2 separate regions of the Homo sapiens genome follow, and region 1 is linked to region 2. A link is an interaction called in ENCODE POLR2A ChIA-PET data of the cell type or tissue named here. Cell type or tissue: Caco-2. All regions are shown on one strand. Each heading gives the region's core, and the rest is flanking DNA. Links, peaks and the distances in the headings are about the cores only.

What was found. ChIA-PET counts read pairs that join two places held together with the same protein. Peaks named below come from ENCODE experiments on the same cell type or tissue, not always from the same donor. Only the 100,000 strongest peaks of a DNase experiment are listed, where the experiment ranks them.
Region 1: POLR2A ChIA-PET joins it to region 2 with 12 read pairs; 2 of 35 experiments call an interaction of 5 or more read pairs at or near these places.

What each region holds. Positions count from the first base shown.
Region 1 is chr10:72,135,847-72,143,846 of GRCh38, reverse strand. The region is part of intron 7 of ASCC1 (activating signal cointegrator 1 complex subunit 1); the gene reads left to right. Among named protein-coding and RNA genes, the nearest start is that of SPOCK2, 51 kb to the right of the region's middle. In Caco-2, for the core only: no CTCF peak of the experiment used is centred there; no DNase peak of the experiment used is centred there.
Region 2 is chr10:71,862,729-71,879,199 of GRCh38, reverse strand. LINC03139 (long intergenic non-protein coding RNA 3139) reads right to left here and starts at 1,113. Exons shown (of 2, transcript XR_007062186.1): 1 at 715-1,113; 2 at 93-487. RefSeq lists enhancers at 2,323-3,203, 5,512-5,581. In Caco-2, for the core only: no CTCF peak of the experiment used is centred there; DNase peaks (open chromatin) are centred at 7,756 and 10,879.

The DNA.
Region 1 (8,000 bases), core at 1-8,000, 270 kb before region 2:
TTTATTAGGGAAAAACTGAGAAACCCTTCATCATAGGAGGAGATTGCAACCTATTTCTTAATTATTGGTAGATCAAGCAGATATAAAGTCAGTAAAGATACAGAATATTTTAACCATGAGCAAGTTTTATCTAATACTCATCTCTGGAATTATATGCCCAGTAATTAGAGAATTCATATTCTTTTCAGGCACATGGAACAGTAGAAAAAAAATGATTACATACTAGATCATAAAGTAAGGCTTAGTACATTTTAATGAGTTGGTATCTTGCATATTATACTTTCTGACCAGAGATAAAACAAGGTTACCTACAGTTACCAAATTATTAGGAAATAATAAGGGAGTTTGAGGCGTGGTGGTATGCATCTGTAATCCCAGCTACTTGAGAGGCTGAGACTGGAGGGTTGCTTGAGCCCAGGGGTTTGAGGCCAGTCTGAGCAACAGAGAGACCCTGTCTCTTAACAACAACAACAACAACAAAAAGGGAGTTTAGTAAGGTGATTGACTGTAAAATCAGTATAATAAAATCCTTTGGTTTTCTGTATACCAGCAGCAAACAGAAAGCAGTATCATTTAAAATAAAACACATTTATAGTAGCAACAAAAATTATAAGGAAATTAGGAATAACTATGACAAAACACATTTAATAACACATTTAATACCTTTTTTTTTTTTTTTTTTTCCTGAGACGGAGTCTCGCTCTGTCACCCAGGCTCGAGTGCAGTGGCACCATCTCTGCTCACTGCAAGCTCCACTGCCTGGGTTCACGCCATTCTTCTGCCTTGTCCTCACGAGTAGCTGGGACTACAGGCGCCCACTACCATGTCCGGCTAATTTTTCGTATTTTTAGTAGAGATGGGGTTTCACCATGTTAGCCAGGATGGTCTAGATCTCCTGACTCGTGATCCACCCACCTCAGCCCTCCCAAAGTGCTGGAATTACAGGCGTAAGTCACCATGCCTGGCCCATTTAATACCTTTTTGCAGGAAATTATAAATAAATTGAGAGACTATATGAATTGTATGCAATTATATACTACATGTGTAATGGAAACGAAGTATCAGGAACAGGAGGGGGAGGTATTTAAAAGTCATTACTCTAGTCCAGCTGAGAAGCAAAGAAGGCCTGAACTAGAGCAGTAGCAATGAGAATCACGTGGATGCAAGAATAGTGAAATCTGGCCGGGTGCAGTGCCTCACACCTGTAATCCCAGCACTTTGGGAGGCTGAGGCGGGCAGATCACCAGAGGTCAGGAGTTCAAGACCAGCCTGGCCAACATGGTGAAACCCCGTCTCTACGAAAAATACAAAAATTAGCCGGGCATGGTGGCACATGCCTGTAATCCCAGCTCCTCCAGAGGCTGTGGCAGGAGGATTGTCTGAGCCTGGGAGGTGGAGGTTGCAGTGAGCTGAGATCACGCCACTGCACTCAAACCTGGGCAACAGAGGAAGACTCAGTCTCACCAAAAAAAAAAAAAAAAGTGAAATCTGCTGGATTTGGCAATTTTCTGAAAGTAGAGGGTAAGAATAAGATGAATGTGAACTCTCATGACTAAACTGGTTAATCTCAGGAATGCAAAGATGAATTAGGAACAGAAAAATCTAATAATATCCTACTAAATGGGTCAAATTAAAAAATAATAGCTAAGTGCATGGCTGAAAGACTTTTGATAAAATTTAATATTTTTTCAAGAAACTTTCAAAAAATAAAAATAGATACTGTCTAATATGTCTATTTTAAATCAACAATCATATTGAACAGTAATATACCAGGTTTATTCCCATTACAATCAGAAAACAGGGTTGCCTACATTTATCATTAATATTAAACACATTGTTCTGACAGTTTTGGCTAATACCCCAGCTACAGAGACAATTTTAAAAAGTACATAGGTGTTGTGTGGGAAAATTTTTTTAGAAGACCAATGGTCATTATTTGCAAATAAATAGCATTCTACTAAAAATACTTGTAAAAGCTTTAACATTGATAAGAGATCAGTAAAAGTGCTAATAAGTAGTTAGACAAAAGATAAATATCCAAAAATAAATAATTTAGTATCTACAAAGTACCAGGCATTGTATCAGATACCGTAAGGGAAACAAAAATGGGTACAATGGCTCTTATGTTAGGGAGCTTAAATCTATTCAGTAATTCATCTGTTACAAGGAAGGCTAATTTTAAAAGTAGAAGAAAACTAGGTAGATGTTTGATAAGAGACATGAGAAGGTCATTGCTGGTAAAAGTATAAATTAATATAAGCTTTCTAGAGAGCATATTCGCCTTTTACTCCCAGAGTTTTATTTTGTATTTCTTAGACTTTGCTGATTTTCCCTGTAGGAATTTATCCAATGGAATTAATCAGAAATATGGGGACAAATATCTATATGAAGATCCCGATTACAGTATTGTATATAACAGTAAATACTGGCGGCAGTCTAAATGGTCATCAAAATCAAATTGATGGAAAATAAACTGTAGAACATCTGTAGAATAGAGAATACTGTGGGTTGACTAAACATTATATCTTGGGAAAGTATTCACTGTAGATTATTATGTGTTAAAAAGAGATTACAAAGCAATTTGTATACTGACTTCTATCTCAAAAGTGGGAAGAGAGAGCAATAGAAGAATAAGTCAGCCTGGATACATAAACAATTTACCAGTCGTTATTTGTGGATAACAAGTAATTTTTTTCTTTTAGCTTGTCTGATATATATCTATATATATCTGTATATCTATATCTCTATGTCTATATCTATATCTATCTATCTATCTATCTATCTATCTATCTATCTATCTATCTATCTATAAACAATTTGATGTTATACTTGGTATACTTGGTCAGCTCCAGGTTAGTGGTAATTAGTATGTGCTTGTAAGTGGTAGAATTGTGGTTTGACCCAGCTCTGTTTGACTGTAAAGCCTGTGCTTATGGGACAGAAAGAGGACATTAAAAATAAGTGGATATAGTCTACTCTTTTGAGCGTTTGGTGAAAAGATGAGAGAGGTATATATGTGTGCATTAAATTCCACAGTGGTGCAGCCCTGCATCACTATACATAGTTTGCCATCTTCCTTTCACAGCCAAGCCTCTTTTTACATTGTTTTTGCTTACAAAAATAAAATCTTACAGATGGGTGAAGTGAAAATTAAACAGTTCCTTTTCCCCCTCCTCCAACTCTTGAGTTTTCCTCCTCAGAGCAAATACCGAGAGTCATTGTCTATGCATATAATTTTACATAAATTGATCACATTACACATATATTTCTGCAGTTCATTCTTGTGAAATATAACCTACACATTACTTTTATGTTAGTGAATATAGATATTATGAAACACTACTACATCAGTCTAAGCAATAGCTTATGTACCATAGGACTTTGCTTAAAAATCTTTCATCATTTCTCATCATCTTTTGAATTCATAATCCTCAGTCTAGCATTCAAGATCTTCCAGTATGACATCATCTTAATACTTCAGCTTTATCTCCCACTATCTAGTGCCTGCCCTGGGCCCCAGCCTGCTTCATTATTGGTTGTTGATCTTTTGTTGTTAATATTGTTTCTTGTGACTGAAATTTCCCTTATATTACTCCTCTTTTGTCCAAATGCTATTTCTCTTTCCTCTTGCCATCCTTTCTTCTTTTTCTTAAATAGACTGTAAGATTCTTGGGGGCAGGGAGTTATGTGTTATTTGGCTGCCTTTTGTAATGCATGACATAGATGTTCGAAGAATGTTTGTTATTTATTCATTTAACTGATGTAAAAAAATGCATTGAGTGCAGTTAGCTTCTTATCCTAAGCCCGTCCTCCTTGCAACCTATACTGGTCCTAACCCCACTATAATCTCTTCCACTTTTAAATTACCCGAAACACTCTGTATTGCTTATGTTATTACCAAAATCTACTTTATAGTCTCATAAAAATAATAACAAAATTTTATCTTAGTGGATTGTAGATCTATTAATAACAAGGACCATCTTTGCTTAGTTTTTATTCTTGTAATCACTAGGATGATGTCTGTACACAGTGAGCGCTCAGGAAGCATTAATTGGATGGAGCTGAATTAAATTGGGAGGGAAAGCCCAAACAAAAGCTTGAAATTTGCACTTTCTAGGCAGTCAGTGATCATTCTGCAGCACAAACTCCTTATTTGTAAAGATGGTCCTGGAATGCTTGAGCTTTATAGCACTTACAGGCCTTTAAACTAAGAGCTTAGATTTAGTGCATTAATAACTGGCTTCTGTTTTCAAATCCAAAGCACTATCTAAGTGATAAAGCTGCTTAAGAATAATTCATTCCTTTTTTCATAGCAACCCTGTTATATTTAATTTGCTTATTAGGAAGCAAAGGCATAGAGAAGCTTTGTGATTTATTCATAAACAGGAAAGGATCAATGAAATAAGAATTGAAATAATATACTGTTAGAAATGGCTGGGTGCCGTGGCTCACACCTGTAATCCCAGCACTTTGGGAGGCCAAGGTTGGGTGGATCACGAGGTCAGGAGATCGAGACCATCCTGGCTAACACGGTGAAACCCTGTCTCTACTAAAAAATACAAAAAATTAGCCGGGCGTGGTGGCGGGCATCTGTAGTCCCAGCTGCTCGGGAGGCTGAGGCAGGACAATCGCTTGAACCTGGGAGGCGAAGGTTGCAATGAGCTGAGATTGTGCCACTGCACTCCAGACTGGGCAACAGAGTGAGACGCCGTCTCAAAAAAAAAAAAAAAAAGAAAAAGAAAAAAGAAATATAGTGACATATTGTCAACCTGAAATTTAACGATTATGTCCAAGTACCCTTAAGCTCTCTTAATAGAATTCCAAAATATTTGCTATCTGTGAATTCATTCATGAATGCATGTAAAGACTGTTGAGCACTGATTATGTGCCAATTAGGCATTAGTTTAGGTGCAGAGATAAAACAGTGAATAAGACAAATAGCCAGTCTTCGTGGAGTGCACAGTGAATTGAAAACAGAACAAGCCGAGCGCGGTGGCTCACGCCTGTAATCCCAGCACTTTGGGAGGCCAAGGCCAGCAGATCACCTGAGGTCAGTGGATCAGCCTGCCCAACATGGCAAAACCCCATCTCTGCTAAAAACACAAAAATTAGCTGGGTGTGGTGGCGAATGTCTGTAATCCCAGCTACTCGGGAGATGGAGGTTGCAGTGAGCCAAGATTGCGCCACTGCACTCCAGCCTAGGTGACAGAGTGACTCCATCTCAAAAAAAAAAAAAAAAAAAAAAAGAAAGAAAGAAAGAAAAAGGAAACAGCACAGGCTGCCTGTAGACTTGGATTCTGGTTCCTCTGTCACTGACTGAGCAACCCAGCCTCTCTGCATCATTTCCTTCTGTGTAAAAAGAGCAGGTTACACTAGAACTTTTTAAAGGATATTAGTCCCTTCAAAGTTTTGAGTCTGTAAATTGTCAGAAATCCTAGTTTTCCAGAAAGACAAAGGTGGAAACTGATTTCTTTCATGTAGTCTGTTTAGTTTACTTACTCCAGTATTTCATGCTTCGTGTTTCATGTTCAGTTTTATATAGCTGAACTCCCTGTCTACTTTTTTTCTTCAAGAGATTAAGGGGGAAAGTGAGGAATTATTCTGTTGTGATTTGTAACTGAAGTGCAATTTGCGGTGCATGGTTATATTCAGACCTAAGTTATATTTAGAAATATATGGTTCAGCCAGGCACAGTGGCTCACGCCTGTAATCCCAACACTTTGGGAGGCCAAGGCAGGTGGATCGTTTGAGGGCAGGAGTTTGAGACCAGCCTGGGCAACATGGCAAAACCCTGTCTCTACTAAAAATACAAAAATTAGCCGGTGGCAGTGGCACACGCCTGTAATCCCAGCTACTCGGGAGACTGAGGTAGGAGAATCGCTTGAGCCTGGGAGGCAGAGGGTTGCGGTGAGCTGAGATCGTGCCACTGCACTCTAGCCTGGATGAGAGAGTGAGACCCTGTCTCTGAAAAAAAAAAAAGAAGAAGAAGAAATATTATGGTTCTTAGATGGTGTTAATCAGAAACTTTTAAAAGCAGTTTATCTGAAAATTTTTTCTGATTACGTAACCTCACCATCCATAGATATACATTTAACACAAAAGGTTAAGTGTTTATCTGCGTGGTGAGGTTATGTTTTCCTTTTTATGCTTTTCGTACTTTTTTCATATGTTCTATAATGAGCTTGTATTATTTTTGTAATTGGGGAAAAAGATTAAGATAACTATATAAGGAAGCACAACATCTCTCTTAATTGGTTTCCGTGCTTTTAGTTGTTTTTCGTTTTTCCTTATGTTTTTTCCTTTTTTTTTTTTTTTTTTTGAGATGGAGTCTTGCCCTGTCACCCAGGCTGGAGTGCAATGGCGCAATCTTGGCTCACTGCGACCTCCGCCTCACGTGTTCAAGCTATTCTCCTGCCTCATCCTCCCAAGGAGCTGGGATTATAGGCATGCACCACCACACCCATCTAATTTTTTGTATCTTTAGTAGAGATGGGGTTTCACCATGTTGGCCAGGCTGATCTCGAACTTCTGACCTCGTGATCTGCACGCCTTGGCCTCCCAAAGTGCTGGGATTACAGGCGTGAGCCACTGCACTTGGCCTGTTTCTTGCTTCTTAAAAACTGTCATTGATGGCCTGGCATGGTGGCTCACACCTGTCGTCCCAGCACTTTGGGAGGCCAAGGAGGGAAGGTCGCTTGAGGCCAGGAGTTCAAGACCTACTTGAGCAATATAGTGATACCCCGTCTCTACAAAAAGTTAAAAAAAAAAAATTAGCTGGGCATGGTGGTATGTCCAGAATTGGTTCCTTCCGGTGGGTTCTTGGTCTTGCTGACTTCAAGAATGAGGCCGCGGACCCTCGTGGTGAGTGTTACAGTTCTTAAAGATGGTGTGTCCGGAGTTTGTTCCTTCAGATGTTCAGATGTGTCCGGAGTTTCTTCCTGCCGGTGGGTTCGTGGTCTTGCTGACTTCAGGAGTGAAGCTGCAGACCTTTGCAGTGAGTGTTACAGCTCTTAAAGGTGGCGCATCCGGAGTTGTTTGTTCCTTCCGGTGGGTTCATGGTCTTGCTGACTTCAGGAATGAAGCCGCAGACCCTCGTTGTGTTAGAGCTCATAAAGGTAGTGCGGACCCAAAGAGTGAGCAGCAGCAAGATTGATTGTGAAGAGTGAAAGAACAAAGCTTCCACAGCATGGAAGGGGGACCCAAGTGGGTTGCTGCTGCTGGCTTGGGTGGCCAGCTTTTATTTTTATCCCTTATTTGGCCCCGCCCACATCCCCCTGCTGATTGGCCCATTCTGATTGGTCCATTTTACAGAGTGCTGATGGGTGCATTTATAATCTTTAAGCTAGACACAGAGCGCTGATTGGTGCATTTTTACAGAGTGCTGATTGGTGTGCTTACAATCCTTTAGCTAGACACAGAGTGCTGATTGGTGCGTTTTCACAGAGTGCTGATTGGTGCGTTTACAATCCTTTAGCTAGACACAGAGCGCTGATTGGTGCGTTTTCATAGAGTGCTGATTGGTGCGTTTACAATCCTTTAGCTAGACACAGAGCGCTGATTGGTGCGTTTTTACAGAGTGCCGATTGGTGCATTTACAATCCTCTAGCTAGGCAGAAAAGTTCTCCAAGTCCCCCATTCAACCCAGGAAGTCCAGCTGGCTTAACCTCTCAGTGGCATTTACTTGTAGTCCCAACAACTTGGGAGGCTGAGGCAGGAGGATAGCTTGACCCCAGGAGTTCAAGGCTGCAGTTAGCTGTGATTGTGCTACTGCACTCTAGCCTGGGCAGCAGAGTGAGATCATGTCTCTTAAAAAAAGAAAAACAACAACAACAACAACAAAAAACAACCCTCGGTTTCCTATGGCTTACCAAGTAAGAGTCCAATGCTGCCTGACCCATGTGGCCTTCACAGCTTGGCTTCAGCCTGCCCTTCCCTTTCTACAGATTTTCTCCAGTCCTTGAATGTATTGTGTTCTTTGACATTCAATCTCTCAAATACTC
Region 2 (16,471 bases), core at 4,362-12,361:
TTCTGGAGATGGGTGGTGGTGACTTTGCACAGCACAATGCGTGTATTTCATACCACTGAACTGTACACTTAACAAACAGTGAAGCTGGCAAATTTTATGTTATATATATTTTACTACAATTTTAAAAGCTGGGGGAAGAATTGCAAATTTTGGCTGCACAGCCTTTACATCAGAGGAGATGGCCCAGGTGCAGCCATGTGCGGTGGCTGCGGAGGCAACAGTGAAGATGACAATGATTGCTGACATTTAAGAAGTCCCCAGAGACAGCAGGGATAATGAGTAGGAAAAAACTCTGAGGGCAGGGGCTATGTCATACCCTCCTCTCCATACCCAGCACCAAGCCCATAGAGTGCAGTGGCGGGCTCTCAGCCACAGCGGCTGAGGAAGTGGTTGCGTCTGCATCGGCCTGCAGTGGACTGCCGGGGCAGGAAGAAGAACTAGCTTGTCTTTCACGGAGTCTTGTGTCCTTAAACCCAGATAAAGCGGCCTAGAGACAGTGAGAGAACAATGAGGGTTGTTGCAGACTAAAGCCGGGCCCTGGGCAATGTTTGGCCTCTGCCTGGGCCTCGGGCCCCACCCCCCATGTCCCCGGGCCCCACCCCCCAGGTCCCCGGGCCCCACCCCCCAGGTCCCCTTCCAGAACTTCACCAGTCTTGCCGGCCTCTCAGAGAGTCAGCCAACCCCTGAGGCCTTTCGGGGACTGATAACGCTCACCTTTGGCTCAGACTGAATCCAAACACTTCACCTCTTTTTCTTCACAGAGCCCCATCCTCCAAAGGACCCTGTTCCAGCTTGTGACAAACCCAGAGGCAATCCTGGTCATCCGGAGGAGGAGGTGTCTGTGCCGTTGCTTGGAGCTGACTGTAGGCCTAGAGGCACAGGATTATACAGGATTGTAAGAGAATTGTATTTTTCTTCCTTGCATTTTTCGGTGTTTTCTAAATTTTTTCAATGAGTATCCTTTTGAGAATCATTAAAAAAGAATACATTTTACTTGACAAGGTATATAAATACATGGGTTAAGATATTAAAATAGAAAGAGTAAGGATTGCTTGCACGTTACAGAGTCTGGGATTTGGAGCTCAGTGCCTGGCACTGAGGGGATCAAAGTGCCAGGTGCTCAAAGTGTTCGTTGAATGAGAGGCGGGGGTGGGGGTAATGGGTGGTGAGACTGCTACCCTGTCCCTCCTCCCTCACCACATCAATGTCTGTGAAGCATTTCTAGAGGATCTACTGTGCAATGGAACCCTGGGAGCCAGGGGTGACTGGGGAGGCAGCAGGTGCAGGTGCTGGTAATGCCGTGCCATTGGGAGCCCCACTGGGGGTCCTCCATGAATCACAGGGGACCCATACCCAGGATACTGAGGAAGCTTCCAGAAAAAAAGAGTGATGCTGGCCCTGGATTGTGAGGATGGGCAGGGGTTTTTTGGAGTGGGAGAAGGGTACAGGTGTTCCAGGTCATCAGTCCAAGTTCCTTCACTCCTTCATTATTTACTTGCTCAGTCATTTCACAAACAACCTTTTTTAAAATAATTAGACAGGGGTCTCACTATGTTGCACAGGCTGGTCTCTCACTCCTGGGCTCTGGCGGTCCTCCCGCCTTGGCCTCTGAAAGCGCTGGGATTGCAGGTGTGAGCCACCATGCCCAGCCTCACAAACATTTATCTGCAGTCCAAACTGGATCCAAACTCTCCTCACCGCACCTCTGTTTCTGGAGAATGCTTCCAGGGCGCCTAGAATATACCAGGTCCTGACCTAGTGACTAGAGATACAGCTGCCACTCATAAATAAACATATGCTAGCATGGCAAGAAGAAAAGATGGCAGGATGGCAGAGAGAAAGCTGCTAGGGAGCAGATGCAGAATGAATATCTGGAGCAGGAGCAAAGGGCAAGAGCCTCCAGACTGGGGGGAAACGACCTGGGCATGCTCAAAGGCAAAAGAGGCCACTGGAGATGTGTGAACAGCAAATGGTGTGATCTGATTGGGATCGTAAAGGATCACTTCCACACAACAGTGATCACACTTTGTCCACAGGCACCCTTTAAAAAACCCCTTTCAAATTTTTTTTTTTTTTTTTTGAGATGGACTCTCACTCTGTCACCCAGGCTGGAGTGCAATGGCACGACCTCGGCTCACTGCAACCTCCACTTCCCAGGTTCAAGCGATTCTCCTGCCTTAGCCTCCTGAGTAAGTGGGATTACAGGCACCTGCCACCATACCCGGCTAATCGTTATAGTTGCAGTAGAGACGGGGGTTTCACCATGTTGGCCAGGCTGGTCTCGAACTCCTGACCTCAGGTGATCCGCCCTCCTTGGCCTCCCAAAGTGCTGGGATTACAGGCATGAGCAAATGTGCCTGGCCCCTTTGAAATTTTTATCATTAGCCTAAACTTGCAAATGATGCATTTGGTGGTTTGCTGTAGACTGTATATCATCTTTAAATATTTTTTCCGCTCCCGCTCCCGCTCCCTCTCCCTCTCCCTCTCCCCACGGTCTCCCTCTCCCTTTCTTTCCACAGTCTCCCTCTGATGCCGAGCCGAAGCTGGATGGTACTGCTGCCATCTCGGCTCACTGCAACCTCCCTGCCTGATTCTCCTGCCTCAGCCTGCCGAGTGCCTGCGATTGCAGGCGCGCGCCGCCACGCCTGACTGGTTTTCGTATTTTTTTGGTGAAGACAGGGTTTCGCTGTGTTGGCCGGGCTGGTCTCCAGCTCCTAACCGCGAGTGATCCGCCAGCCTCGGCCTCCCGAGGTGCCGGGATTGCAGATGGAGTCTCGTTCACTCAGTGCTCAACGGTGCCCAGGCTGGAGTGCAGTGGCGTGATCTCGGCTTGCTACAACCTCCACCTCCCAGCCGCCTGCCTTGGCCTCCCAAAGTGCCGAGATTGCAGCCTCTGCCCGGCCGCCACCCCGTCTGGGAAGTGAGGAGCGTCTCTGCCTGGCCGCCCATCGTCGGGGATGTGAGGAGCCCCTCTGCCTGGCTGCCCAGTCTGGAAAGTGAGGAGCGTCTCTGCCTGGCCGCCATCCCATCTAGGAAGTGAGGAGCGCCTCTTCCCGGCCGCCATCACATCTGGGAAGTGAGGAGCGTCTCTGCCCGGCCGCCCATTGTCTGAGATGTGGGGAGCACCTCTGCCCTGACGCCCCGTCTGGGATGTGAGGAGCGTCTCTGCCCGGCCGCCCCGTCTGAGAAGTGAGGAGACCCTCTGCCTGGCAACCGCCCCGTCTGAGAAGTGAGGAGCCCCTCCGCCCAGCAGCCACCCCGTCTGGGAAGTGAGGAGCGTCTCCGCCCGGCAGCCACCTCGTCCGGGAGGGAGGTGGGGGGGTCAGCCCCCCGCCCGGCCAGCCGCCCCGTCTGGGAGGGAGGTGGGGGGGTCAGCCCCCCGCCCGGCCAGCCGCCCCGTCTGGGAGGGAGGTGGGGGGGTCAGCCCCCCGCCTGGCCAGCCGCCCCGTCCGGGAGGTGAGGGGCGCCTCTGCCCGGCCGCCCCTACTGGGAAGTGAGGAGCCCCTCTGCCCGGCCACCACCCGGTCTGGGAGGTGTACCCAACAGCTCATTGAGAACGGGCCATGATGACAATGGCGGTTTTGTGGAATAGAAAGGGGGGAAAGGTGGGGAAAAGATTGAGAAATCGGATGGTTGCCGTGTCTGTGTAGAAAGAGGTAGACATGGGAGACTTTTCATTTTGTTCTGTACTAAGAAAAATTCTTCTGCCTTGGGATCCTGTTGATCTGTGACCTTACCCCCAACCCTGTGCTCTCTGAAACATGTGCTGTATCCACTCAGGGTTGAATGGATTAAGGGCGGTGCAAGTTGTGCTTTGTTAAACAGATGCTTGAAGGCAGCATGCTCCTTAAGAGTCATCACCACTCCCTAATCGCAAGTACCCAGGGACACAAACACTGCGGAAGGCCGCAGGGTCCTCTGCCTAGGAAAACCAGAGACCTTTGTTCACGTGTTTATCTGCTGACCTTCCCTCCACTATTGTCCTCTGACCCTGCCAAATCCCCCTCTGCGAGAAACACCCAAGAATGATCAATAAAAAAAAATAAATAAATAAAAATAAATAAATAAATAAATATTTTTTCCACACAAAACTGGGGCTACACATTTAGTCCCTTTAAGAAGAATGCCTGCCACATCACGCCCCATCAACACAGTCAAGCAAGACAAGACTTTCTTTCTGTCAGAAAACCCTGGCTTCATGTTTGAAATTCAAATAAGGGTGTGGCCCCATGACAACGTTCTCACTTCTGAGCCTTATCTGGGCCAAAGGAGTGTGACCCTGGTTCCTGCCCTCATAGTGTGCTGAGAACAGGCTCTGCCTCCAGGTACCTCTCTAACTACCTACTGGGGGTAGGAGGTTGTTCACAGGGCACTGCCCCATGGAAGGCCCAGTTGGGCGGGAGTTGTGCCTTTCTTGTGTGAGGTGGCAGGATACCAAGAAAGGGGACACGGGGGGCTGGGCCCGGTGGCTCACGCTTGTAATCCCAGCACTTTAGGAGGCCAAGGCGGGTGGATCACGAGGTCAGGAGATCGAGACCATCCTGGCTAACACGGTGAAACCCCATCTCTCCTAAAAATACAGAAAATTAGCCGGACGTGGTGGCAGGTGCCTGTAGTCCTAGCTACTCGGGAGGCTGAGGCAGGAGAATGGTGTGAACCCGGGAGGCAGAGCTTGCAATGAGCAGAGATCGCGCCACTGCACTCCAGCCTGGGCGACAGAGCAAGACTACATCTCAAACAAAAAAAAAAAAAGAAAGAAAGAAAGGGGACACGGGGAAGCCAGACAGGAGGATGGCAGCCACATGACATTGCTGTGCATCCAGGATTTGAGCGTGGATAGCTCTGAGGGAGAGTTGTGTGGGATCTGCACCCAGGCTCCATGCTCTGACATGGAGGATGAAGAGTGGGGAAAAGAGAAGGATCCCGGATACCACTTAGAGGCCACTGAGGCCACCTGGGAGATGATGGTGGCCTGGACTGGGGTAGTAGTAGTGGAAGTGCTGAGAGCAGGTTTAGTTCAGGAAATATTTGCCTTCTCCCTGGGTTCTGGAGCCTGGCACGCTTATTTGCAAAGGGGACCTCCCCACCCACAGGGGCTGCAGGATTAGGAAGCCACACACAAACAAAGCCACACACCAGTCCAGGGCAAGGAACAATTTTTACAATCCAGTATAACAAGCTTCCAGGCTGTGTGCACACCTTCCAGATAGGCAGGGGGTTTGCAGATGAAAGGGAACCGGTGGCACAGCGCACACTGAGCTGAGAGTTGGGAACCTGGGTTTGAGTCTCTGATCTTCTCGGGGGGTAACCTTGGGCAAGGCCCTTGGCCTTTCAGAGCTGTGTGCTCCCCGTTGGGACAGTAAGGACAGTCATCTAGACCTTTCAGCTTTGAGGGTTTCAGTTCTAGTTTCCTGGGTCATGCTGGCTGTGTGCTCTCACTCCTTCTAGGGCTGTGGTTTTGCAGGCCTGGGACTTGGGCCCTTCTTTCTCATCAGGTATGGGACCCAAGCACAGTGGGTCCTCAACCGCCGGCTCACTGACTCTTCAACCCATCATGATGCTCAGAGATAGCAGTGGCTGGGTGACCAGATGTCCCTGGCCATGCTCAAAAGTGTCCTGGTGAGGATGATAAATTAGACACAAGTGGGCATGGTGGCTCACACCTGTAATCCCAGCACTTTGGGAGGCCTAGACGGGTGGATCATCTGAAATCAGGAGTTTGAGACCAGCCTGGCCAACATGGTGAAACCCTATCTCAGGCCGGGCGTGGTGGCTCATGCCTGTAATCCCAGCACTTTGGGAGGCCGAGGCAGGTGGATCACGAGGTCAGGAGTTTGGGACCAGCCTGGGCTGCATGGTGAAACCCCATCTCTACTAAAAAAATACAAAAAATTAGCCGGGCATGGTGGTGCGCACTTGTAATCCCAGCTACTTGGGAGGCTGAGGCAGGAGAATCGCTTGGATCGGGAGGCGGAGGTTGCAGTGAGCCAAGACTGGATCATGCCACTGCACTCCAGCCTGGGTGAGAGGGCGAAATTCCTTCTAAAAAAAAAAAAAAAAGAAAAGAAATCCATCTATACTAAAAATACAAAAATTAGCTGGAAGTGGTTGCACACCTGTAACCCCAACTACTCAGGAGGCTGACGCAGGAGAATTGCTTGAACCTGGGAGGCGAATGTTGCAGTGAGCCGAGATCGCGCCATTGCACTCCAGCCTGGGCAACAGGGCCAGACTCTGTCTCAAAAAAAAAAAAAAAAAAATTAGATGGTCACCTTTCCACTATAGGTTGTAGGACCCACCAACAACCTAAGATCACTTCCATCTCTGAAGGCCCAAGGGAGGCCAGAATCTGGCAGTCACCCTGAGTGGGGAGGGAAACAGAGAATAATGTGGAATCAGCTGAGTCACGGGGTCCAGCCGCATCCCCAGAAGGTGCCTTCTGGGACCTGCCCTGACCTGGAAAATTAAGCCTTTTCTAGAAATACAAGCTGCTACTGGCCTGGAGGAGGGTGGCACACATCAGTTTCTAGCCCTGCTATGTGGCCTTGTCCCTGTAACTCCTAGAACAAAGCTTAATAAACCCTCCTCGTCTTTCCTTGGGCAAGGCTTCTGAGGCCTCAGTGATTACATGAAATCCCAAGTTAATTTTTTAAGCAGATTATCTCTATGGCCAAAGACCAAAACAGTGGAAAAAGCCTTGCCCAGGGAGTCAGAAACTTGGGGGTTTTGTCCCAGCTCTAGCCTCTTGCTGGGTGACCTTGGGGGAGCCTCTTGATCCCTCTGGGCCTCAGTTTCTCTTCCTGTAAAAGGAGGCCATTGGACTAGGGTGCTCTCTGAGGGACTGCAAGCTCTATTTTATTTATTTATTTATTTATTTATTTATTTATTTATTTATTTATTTATTGAGATGGAGTCTTGCTCTGTTTCCCAGGCTGGAGTGCAGTGGCACCATCTCGGCTCAGCCTCCTGTGTTCAAGCAATTCTCCCGCTGCAGCCTCCCGGGTTCAAGCAATTCTCCCACCTCAGCCTCCCGAGTAGCTGGGATTACAGGCGCCCACCATCATGCCTGGCTAATTTTTATATTTTTAGTAGAGATGGGGTTTCACCATGTTGGCCAGGCTGGTCTCCAACTCCTGACCTCAAGTGATCCACCCACCACAGCCTCCCAAAGTGCTGGGATTATAGGCGTGAGCCACTGTGTCATGCCTATTTATTTATTTTAGAGACAGAGTCTTGCTCTGTCACCTAGGCTGGAGTGCAGTGGCATGTTCATGGCTCCCTGTAGCCTCAACCTCCTGGGCTCAAGTGATCCTCCCACCTCAGCCTCCCAAGCAGCTAAGACCACATGCCCACAACACCACACCCAGCTAATTTTGTGTATTTTTTGAGATGGGGTTTCGCCATGCTGCCGAGGCTGGTCTTGAACTCCTGGGCTCAAGTGACCCTCCCGCCTCAGCCCCCCAAAGTGTTGGGATTATAGGTGTGAACCACCGTGCCCTGCCAAATCAAATAATCAAATATTTTCTTGGCTTTACCTTTTTTTTTTTTTTTTGGAGACAGTCTTGCTCTGTTGCCCAGGCTGGAGTGCAATGGGGCGATCTTAGTTCACTGCAGCCTCCACCTTAGCTTTACTTCTGTATCTGTCCCAGCTGTGTTCTCTCAGTAGAGCTCATGAATCACTTCTGGTTTGGATCTGCCTGATTCATGAGTCATCATTTGCTCAAATAAACTTTCTACACCGGGCGCAGTGGTTCACGCCTGTAATCCCAGCACTTCAGGAGGCCGAGGCAGGTGGATCATTTGAGGTCAGGAGTTGGAAACCAGCCTGACCAACATGGTGAAACCCTGTCTCCACTGAAACAAAAACAAAAACAAAAACAAAAATTAGCCGGCGGTAGTGGCGCATGCCTGTAATCCCAGCTACTCGGGAGGCTGAGGCAGGAGAATTGCTTGAGCCTGGGAGGCAGAGGTTGCAGTGAGCCAAGATCGTGCCACTGTACTCCAGTCTGGGCAACAGAGTGAGACCCTGTCTTTAAATAAATAAATAAATAAAATAAAATATGAATAAATAAACCTTCTAATTTTATTGTGCCTCAGTTTACTTTTAAATGTGTTATTGAGAACTTACAGAGTGCTGGCATGGTTAAGGGTTTTTTGCTTTGTTTTTGCAGATTTTCATTAATTTAATTAGATTAATGAGTATTAACATTTACTTAATTTAAATTTTTTAGGTTAAATTTTTAATTTAATTTTATATTATTTTACTTAATGTTTAAAGTGAAAATAGTTGTAATTACTTATAGTTACTTAAAATTAGTATTTAATATTAACTTTTTCCTTTTTTTTTTTCTGGGATGGAATCTTGCTCTGTCGCCCAGGCTGGAGAGCAGAGGCGCGATCTTGGCTCACTGCAATCTCCGCCTCCTGGGTTCAAGCGATTCTCCTGCCTCAGCCTCCCGAGTACCTAGGACTGCAGGTGCCTGCCACTACTTCCAGCTAATTTTTGTATTTTTAGTAGAGACGGGGTTTCACCATATTGGCCAGGCTGGTTTCAAACTTCTGACCTTGTGATCCGCCCGCCTCGACCTCTCAAAGTGCTGGGATACTTTTTCCTTTTTTTTTTTCTTCTTAAGAAACTGGGTCTCCCACTGTTGCTCAAGCTGGAGTGCAGTAACATGATTATAGCTCTCTCCCTCTCCCTCTCCCTCTCCCTCCTCTCCCTCCTCTCCCTCCTCTCCCTCCTCTCCCTCCTCTCCCTCTCTTTCCACGGTCTCCCTCTGATGCAGAGCTGAAGCTGGACTGTACTGCTGCCATCTCGGCTCACTGCAACCTCCCTGCCTGATTCTCCTGCCTCAGCCTGCCGAGTGCCTGCGATTGCAGGCGCGCGCCGCCACGCCTGACTGGTTTTCGTATTTTTTTGGTGGAGACGGGGTTTTGCTGTGTTGGCCGGGCTGGTCTCCAGCTCCTAACCACGAGTGATCCACCAGCCTCGGCTTCCCGAGGTGCTGGGATTGCAGACGGAGTCTCGTTCACTCAGTGCTCAATGGTGCCCAGGCTGGAGTGCAGTGGCGTGATCTCGGCTCGCTACAACCTCCACCTCCCAGCAGCCTGCCTTGGCCTCCCAAAGTGCTGAGATTGCAGCCTCTGCCCGGCCGCCACCCCATCTGGGAAGTGAGGAGCGTCTCTGCCTGGCCGCCATCCCATCTAGGAAGTGAGGAGCGTCTCTGCCCGGCCGCCCATCGTCTGAGATGTGGGGAGCGCCTCTGCCCTGCTGCCCCGTCTGGGATGTGAGGAGCGTCTCTGCCCGGCCACCCCGTCTGAGAAGTGAGGAGCCCCTCCGCCCGGCAGCCGCACCGTCTGAGAAGTGAGGAGTCCCTCCCTCCGGCAGCCACCCCGTCTGGGAAGTGAGGAGCGTCTCCGCCAGGCCAGCCGCCCCGTCTGGGAGGGAGGTGGGGGTCAGCCCCCCGCCCGGCCAGCCGCCCCGTCCGGGAGGGAGGTGGGGGAGTCAGCCCCCCGCCCGGCCAGCCGCCCCGTCCGGGAGGGAGGTAGGGAGGGTCAGCCCCCTGCCCGGCCAGCCGCCCCATCCGGGAGGTGAGGGGCGCCTCTGCCCGGCCGCCCCTACTGGGAAGTGAGGAGCCCCTCTGCCCGGCCAGCCGCCCCGTCCGGGAGGGAGGTGGGGGGGTCAGCCCCCCGCCCGGCCAGCTGCCCCGTCTGGGAGGGAGGTGGGGGGGTCAGCCCCCCGCCCGGCCAGCCTCCCCGTCCGGGAGGGAGGTGGGGGGATCAGCCCCCCGCCCGGCCAGCCGCCCCGTCCGGGAGGTGAGGGGCGCCTCTGCCCGGCCGCCCCTACTGGGAAGTGAGGAGCCCCTCTGCCCGGCCAGCCGCCCCGTCCGGGAGGGAGGTGGGGGGGGTCAGCCATCCGTCCGGCCAGCCGCCCCATCCGGGAGGTGAGGGGCGCCTCTGCCCGGCCGCCCCTACTGGGAAGTGAGGAGCCCCTCTGCCCGGCCACCACCCCGTCTGGGAGGTGTACCCAACAGCTCATTGAGAATGGGCCATGATGACAATGGCGGTTTTGTGGAATAGAAAGGGGGGAAAGGTGGGGAAAAGATTGAGAAATCGGATGGTTGCCGTGTCTGTGTAGAAAGAGGTAGACATGGGAGACTTTTCATTTTGTGCTGTACTAAGAAAAATTCTTCTTCCTTGGGATCCTGTTGATCTGTGACCTTGCCCCCAACCCTGTGCTCTCTGAAACATGTGCTGTGTCCACTCAGGGTTGAATGGATTAAGGGTGGTGCAAGATGTGCTTTGTTAAACAGATGCTTGAAGGCAGCATGCTCCTTAAGAGTCATCACCACTCCCTAATCTCAAGTACCCAGGGACACAAACACTGCGGAAGGCCGCAGGGTCCTCTGCCTAGGAAAACCAGAGACCTCTGTTCACTTGTTTATCTGCTGACCTTCCCTCCACTATTGTCCTGTGACCCTGCCAAATCCCCCTCTGCGAGAAACACCCAAGAATGATCAATAAAAAAAAAAAAGAAAAAAAAAACATGATTATAGCTCCTTGCTGCCTTGAACTCCTGAGCTCAAGCAATCCGCTTCTCCCAGCTCATCCTCTTTTAACAGGTGTTGGTATCTCGGAGTGACGGTCTCCTTTGCCCTGCCCTGTGCTTGCCACACCAGAGCCACCATAATTTTTTGCTAACTTTCTGGAAGTGATGACATTTGGCATGGAGTCAAATGCCTGTGGCTCAGCATGTGACCCCGCTGAATCACATGGCTCACATAGGGTGTTCTGGGTGACCCAGACAATTCTGAGGAGGACTGAGCCCTGTGGCTTGGCATTCACTGAATCACATGACCTAAGCAGCTGCAGGCTGTGGCTTGCAGTGTGCATCCTCAAGGCTGTGACCCCAGGTGGGGCCCGAAGGCCCCAGGAGGGAGTGGAAGGGGCTGTGTTTACCCTGGGGAGGGTGGGTGCTGGCAATATCTCCTGCTGGGCCCTTGGACAACGTCAAGCCTTGCTTAAGGTGAGTGAAGGCCACCTCCCTTTGATAGGTCTCACAACATGCAGGAGATCAGGTTTTTAGTTATCCAAAGAAGAAAGGGTTTTCCCCGAAGGGAAAAATATTTTTACTTGTCTCTTTTCCGCTTTTCCGCATTTTCTCAGTTACTGATAGTGAACAAATATTGTAGTCGCCCTTATCTTCAGGGGATACTTTCCCAGAGCCCCAGTAGATGCCTGAGACCTAAGTGATAGTATCGAACCCTATATATGTTCTGCTTTTTCTATACATACACACCTGTGATAAAAGTTGAATTCATAAGTCAGGCACAGTAACGGATTAACAACAATAAATAAGTAGAACAATTATAACAATGTGCTGTAATAAAGTTAGGTCAGCATGCTCTCTCTCTCTCTCTCTCTCAAAATGTCTTAGTATTTTTGGAACTTAGTTGACCACAGGTAACTGAAACTGCAGAAAGCAAAACCTTGGATAAGCAAGGGGGACTACTGTACTGCCTTGGTAATCAGAAAATAAACCTTGTTATCATTATTTTCATGTCTTTTTCTTTCTTTCTTTTTTATTTTATTTATTTATTTATTTTTTTGAGACGGAGTTTCGCTCTTGTTGCCCAGGCTGGAGTGCAGTGGTGCGATCTCGGCTCACCACAACCTCCACCTCCTGGGTTCAAGAGATCCTCCTGCCTCAGCCTCCCTAGTAGCTGGGATTACAGGCATGCACCACCATGCCTGGCTAATTTTGTATTTTTAGTACAGACGAGGTTTCTCCATGTTGGTCAGACTGGTCTCCATCTCCTGACCTCAGGTGATCCACCCGCCTTGGCCTCCCAAAGCGCTGGGATTATAGGCGTGAGCCACTGTGCCTGGCCACTTATTATTTTGAGACAGGGTCTCACCCTGTCACCCAGGTTGGAGTGCAGTGGTGTCTCCCACTGCACTCCACCACCCAGTACCTCCCTGGACTCAAGTGATCCTCCTGCCTCAGCCTCCTGAGTAGCTGGAACTACAGGCACTTGCCACCATGCCCGGATAATTTTTTGTAGAGATGGAGTTTCGCTACGTTGCCCAGGCTGGTCTCGAACTCCTGGGCTCAAATGATCCACCTGCCTTGGCCTACCAAAGTGCTGGGATCTGGGATTAGATGTGTGAGTCACTGTGCCTGGCTACATGATTATTTTTTAATGCCATTCCTGAGACCATCAGCATTTACCACACTGCTCATCTCAGGATTTTTTTTAAGGGGTCCAGTACTGGGTGGTGGGAAGGAACATCAACTTCATGTCTGTAATCCCAGTACTTTGGGAGGCTGAGGGGGGCAGATTACTTGAGGTCAGGAGTTCGAGACCAGCCTGGGCATCGTGGCAAAACCCCGTCTCTACTAAAAATACAAACATTAGCCAGGCGTGGTGGTTCACACCTGTGCTCCCAGCTACTCAGGAGGCTGAGGCAGGAGAATTGCTTGAACCCTGGAGACAGAGATTGCAGTGAGCCAAGATGGCACCACTGCACTCCCGCCTGGGTGACAGAGCAAGACTCTGTCTCAAAAAAAAAAAAAAAAAAAAAAAGTGGAAAGCCCTGCCCCACCATTTTCTAGCGGTGTGTCCTTGGGCAAGCCACTTAGCTTCCCTGAGCCCCAAGTTCCTTATAAGATGGGACTAGTAATAACAACAGTTAACCTTATTGTGGGCTTAACGTGTGCCAGGCACTGTTCTGCCCAGTTGACATGTATTCAATCAGTCTGTCCCAACTACTCCGTTAGAAAGGTACTATTTTGGCCTCATTTTATAGATGGGGAAACTGAGGCACAGAGAAGGTAAATATTCTGCCCGGGTCACTCAGCTAGTCCATGGTGGAGATGGGATATGAGTCCAGACTGTCTGACCATGAGGCCTGGAAGAGCCTGCCCACTTATTCACACTGGACCCATGGGGTCGGTGAAGTTTAAATGAGGTGGAGCACATGGAGGGCACAGAGTCCCGCACACAGTAGGGTTCCAACCCTTGCCCTCACTCCTTCCAGGGCCAGAGAGAGCCCATGCAAATGGCCAGCATCATCTGGGACACCTACCACCAGAAGCACTGGCCTCCAGGGCCACTGTGCTACCATGGAGTGGGGCCTGGATGACCCGTACCCTGGCTCCCACAGTCACATTGGTGATGGGGACAGCGCAACCGGAGGGGCGCAGTGCCTTGCCCAAAGTCCCATAGCTTGGTTGTGATGAGTGTGGACTAGGAACCAGCTCAGACTCCTATCAGGGCCTTTTCTGTAGACCACAGCCTCTGAGTCCAGGAACAGCTCCCGCTGGGATGCAGGGGACAGGCTCTGACATCTTGGGTCTGGGTGTTGTCAGACACTGGCTCAGCAGCTGGGCAGGCGGGGGAGGGGATGGGGGGATGCTGGGAACACCTGGACTGTGGGCAGATGAGGGGAAGCAAGAGCCCAGCCCACAGTCAGCACAGCACGCTCCTCAGCAACTGCTGTTGGCAGGGTTGGTGGCAGTGGACTGAGGGTCTCTCTCCTCCCCCAGCATTGACATCACTCCAGCCTCGGCAGCCCCCTTGTCCTGCTACCAGCACTGGGGTGAGGCAACCATGGGGATGGGGCTGCCAGGTAACTACACTTGTGGGGGCTTGTGGAGCAGATATAGGCCCATGGCGGGGGTGGGGCTGGGAGAGGGGAGGTTGGAGAACAAAGGTCCCCTGGGATGCACAGGCTCTGGGATAGTTTCCCCACTTTCTTTCTCCATTAAGAAACCCTCCTCCCCTTCTTAATAAATAAAAGGGAAAGAACTTCCCCCAACACCATCATTCACCTGCAGCCTCCTCCGCCTGTTGTTCCTGCTGATGGCATCCTGACCAGCACACAGCAGGCCCAGTGCCAGGTGCATTTCCTCCCTGCCCTCCTCTCATTTTCACAACAGCCTAGGCCCAGGGGCTGTCCACCTTCTGAATGAGGACACCAAGGGTTGGTGCCCAGCAGGATCTCACAGTTGGTACAGCTAAGGGATAGAGCGGGATTTGGACCTTAGCGTCTCCTCCTCTGGACACTTTCAAGCTAGATTGCTTAAGAGAAATATTTTATTGCCTCTTTTTTTAAAAAAAAGAAGATGAAGATGAAGACGAAGAAGAAGAAGAAGAAGGAGAAGGAGGCCAGGCATGGTGACTCATGCCTATAATCACAGCACTGTGGGAGACTGTGGTGGGTGAATCAGTTGGGGTCAGAAGTTCGAGACCAGCCTGGCCAACATGATGAAACCCCATCTCTACTAAAAATACAAAAAAAAAAAAAAAAAAAAAAAATTAGCCGGGCTTGGTGGCATGCACCTGCAGTCCCAGCTGAGGCAGGAAAATCACTTGAATCCAGGAGGTGGAGGTTTTAGTGAGCCGAGACCTCACCACTGCGCTCCAGCCTGGGTGACAGAGCAAGGCTCCATCTCAAAAAAAAATAAAAATAGCTGGGTGCGGTGGCTCACGCCTGTAATCCCAGCACTTTGGGAGGCTGAAGCAGGCGGATCACCTGAGGTTGAGAGTTCGAGACCAGCCTGAGCAACATGGAGAAAACCCATCTCTACTAAAAATACAAAATTAGCCAGCCGTGGTGGTGCATGCCTGTAATCCCAGCTACTCGTGAGGCTGAGGCAGGAGAATTGCTTGAACCCGGGAGGCGGAGGTTGTGGTGAGCCAAGATTGCGCCACTGCACTCCAGCCTGGGCAATAAGAGCAAAACTCCATCTCAAAAAAATTTAAAAAAAAATGTTATTTGGGTGTGGTGGCACACACCTGTGGTTCCAGCTATTTGGGAGGCTGAGGCAGGAGGATCATGTGAACCCAGGAGGTCGAGGCTGTAATGTGCCATGATTGTGCCACTGCACTACAGCCTAGGCAACAGAGAGAGACCTTGTCTCAGAAAGAAGAAGAAAATTTTTTTATTGCGTTATAATTTATATACCATGCAATTCACACATTTAAAGTGTACAACTGGGGCCAGGCATGGTGGCTCACACCTGTAATCCCAGCACTTTGGGAGGCCGAGGTGGAGGGATCACTAGAGGTCAGGAGTTCGCCACCAGCCTGGCCAACATGGTGAAACCCTATCTCTATTAAAAATACAAAAATTAACTGGGTGTGGTGGCACATGTGGTGTAGTCCCTGCTACTCGGGAGGCTGAGGCAGGAGAATCACTTGAACCTGGGAGGCGAAGGTTGCAGTGAGCCTAGATCGTGCCACTGCACTCCAGCCTGGGTGAGAGAGCGAGACTCCGTCTCGGGGAAAAAAAAAGTGTACAATTTGCTGCGTGAGGTGGCTCATGCCTGTAATCCTGGCACTTTGGGAGGCCGAGGTGGGCTGATCGCTTGAGGACAGGAGTTTGAATCCAGCCTGGGCAACATAGCGAGACCTCATCTCTATTTATTATATAAATAAATAAATAAAGTGTACAAATCTGCCAGGCACAGTGGCTCATGCCTGTAATCTCAGCACTTTGGGAGGCTGAAGTGGGAGGATCCCTTGAGCCCGGGAATTCAAGACCAACCTGAGCAACATTGTGAGACCCTATCTTTACAAAAAATAAGACATTAGCTGGGTATGGTGATGTACACCAGTAGTCCCAGCTCCTCAGGAGGCTGAGGTGGGAGGATTGTTGAATTAATGTTTCAGTGGACGGATTTGATCTCAAACCAGGTTTATGCCCTTAAAGGCACAATGATTCCTTCGGTGGGCACAGCTCCTCCCAGTTGCCAGACTACGTCCATGTTCGTAATGCACGTACTGAAGTATGGGGAGGTGAAGTTCTCCCCAGAGGTGACTCAGCCAGCAAGAAGCAGATCAAGGAGGAGATTCCAGGTCCCTGACATGAAAGCCAGTCCTCTCTCTATAAGCAAAGCTCTCAGGTTTGGGTTGGGTGTTGGGTTCCTGGGTGAGGTAATTCGAACTCAGAGTAGTACTCAGTCAAACTCCTAATAAGATAAAGAAACTCTGAAGACAGGATCATAACTTATAATGGAAATCTCCAGAAAACCTAAAGATTCAGAGGCCCTAATTCCAGCCCACTTGTGTCCAAGGTCATTTAAGACACAAACGTCCAGCCTGAGCCAAGCGTGTTCTCAGTCCACTGCCCTGAGGATTAGGATAGGTGTCATTGTGGAGGCCAGGGGCCAATTGGGAAGTGTCTTCATAGGGTGTCACAATCTTGATGAAGACACTGGGGTCCAAGGATCTTGGTTTACCTGGCCCAAAGAAAAGGTTAAGGTTTTCAGGGTGAGGCTCCTGAAGAAACTTACAAGAGTCTGATACATAAACCAGATTAAGTCCTTAAGACTAAGCTGACCCCAGGGGACAGCTCTGTCACCTTAACAGATTTATCTGCACAGCTGAGCAGTACACTGCACCTCTGAGATCAGACTGGTCAGTCATAGCGTCTGCTCAGGCATGTGGAGTGGGAATGTGGAAAG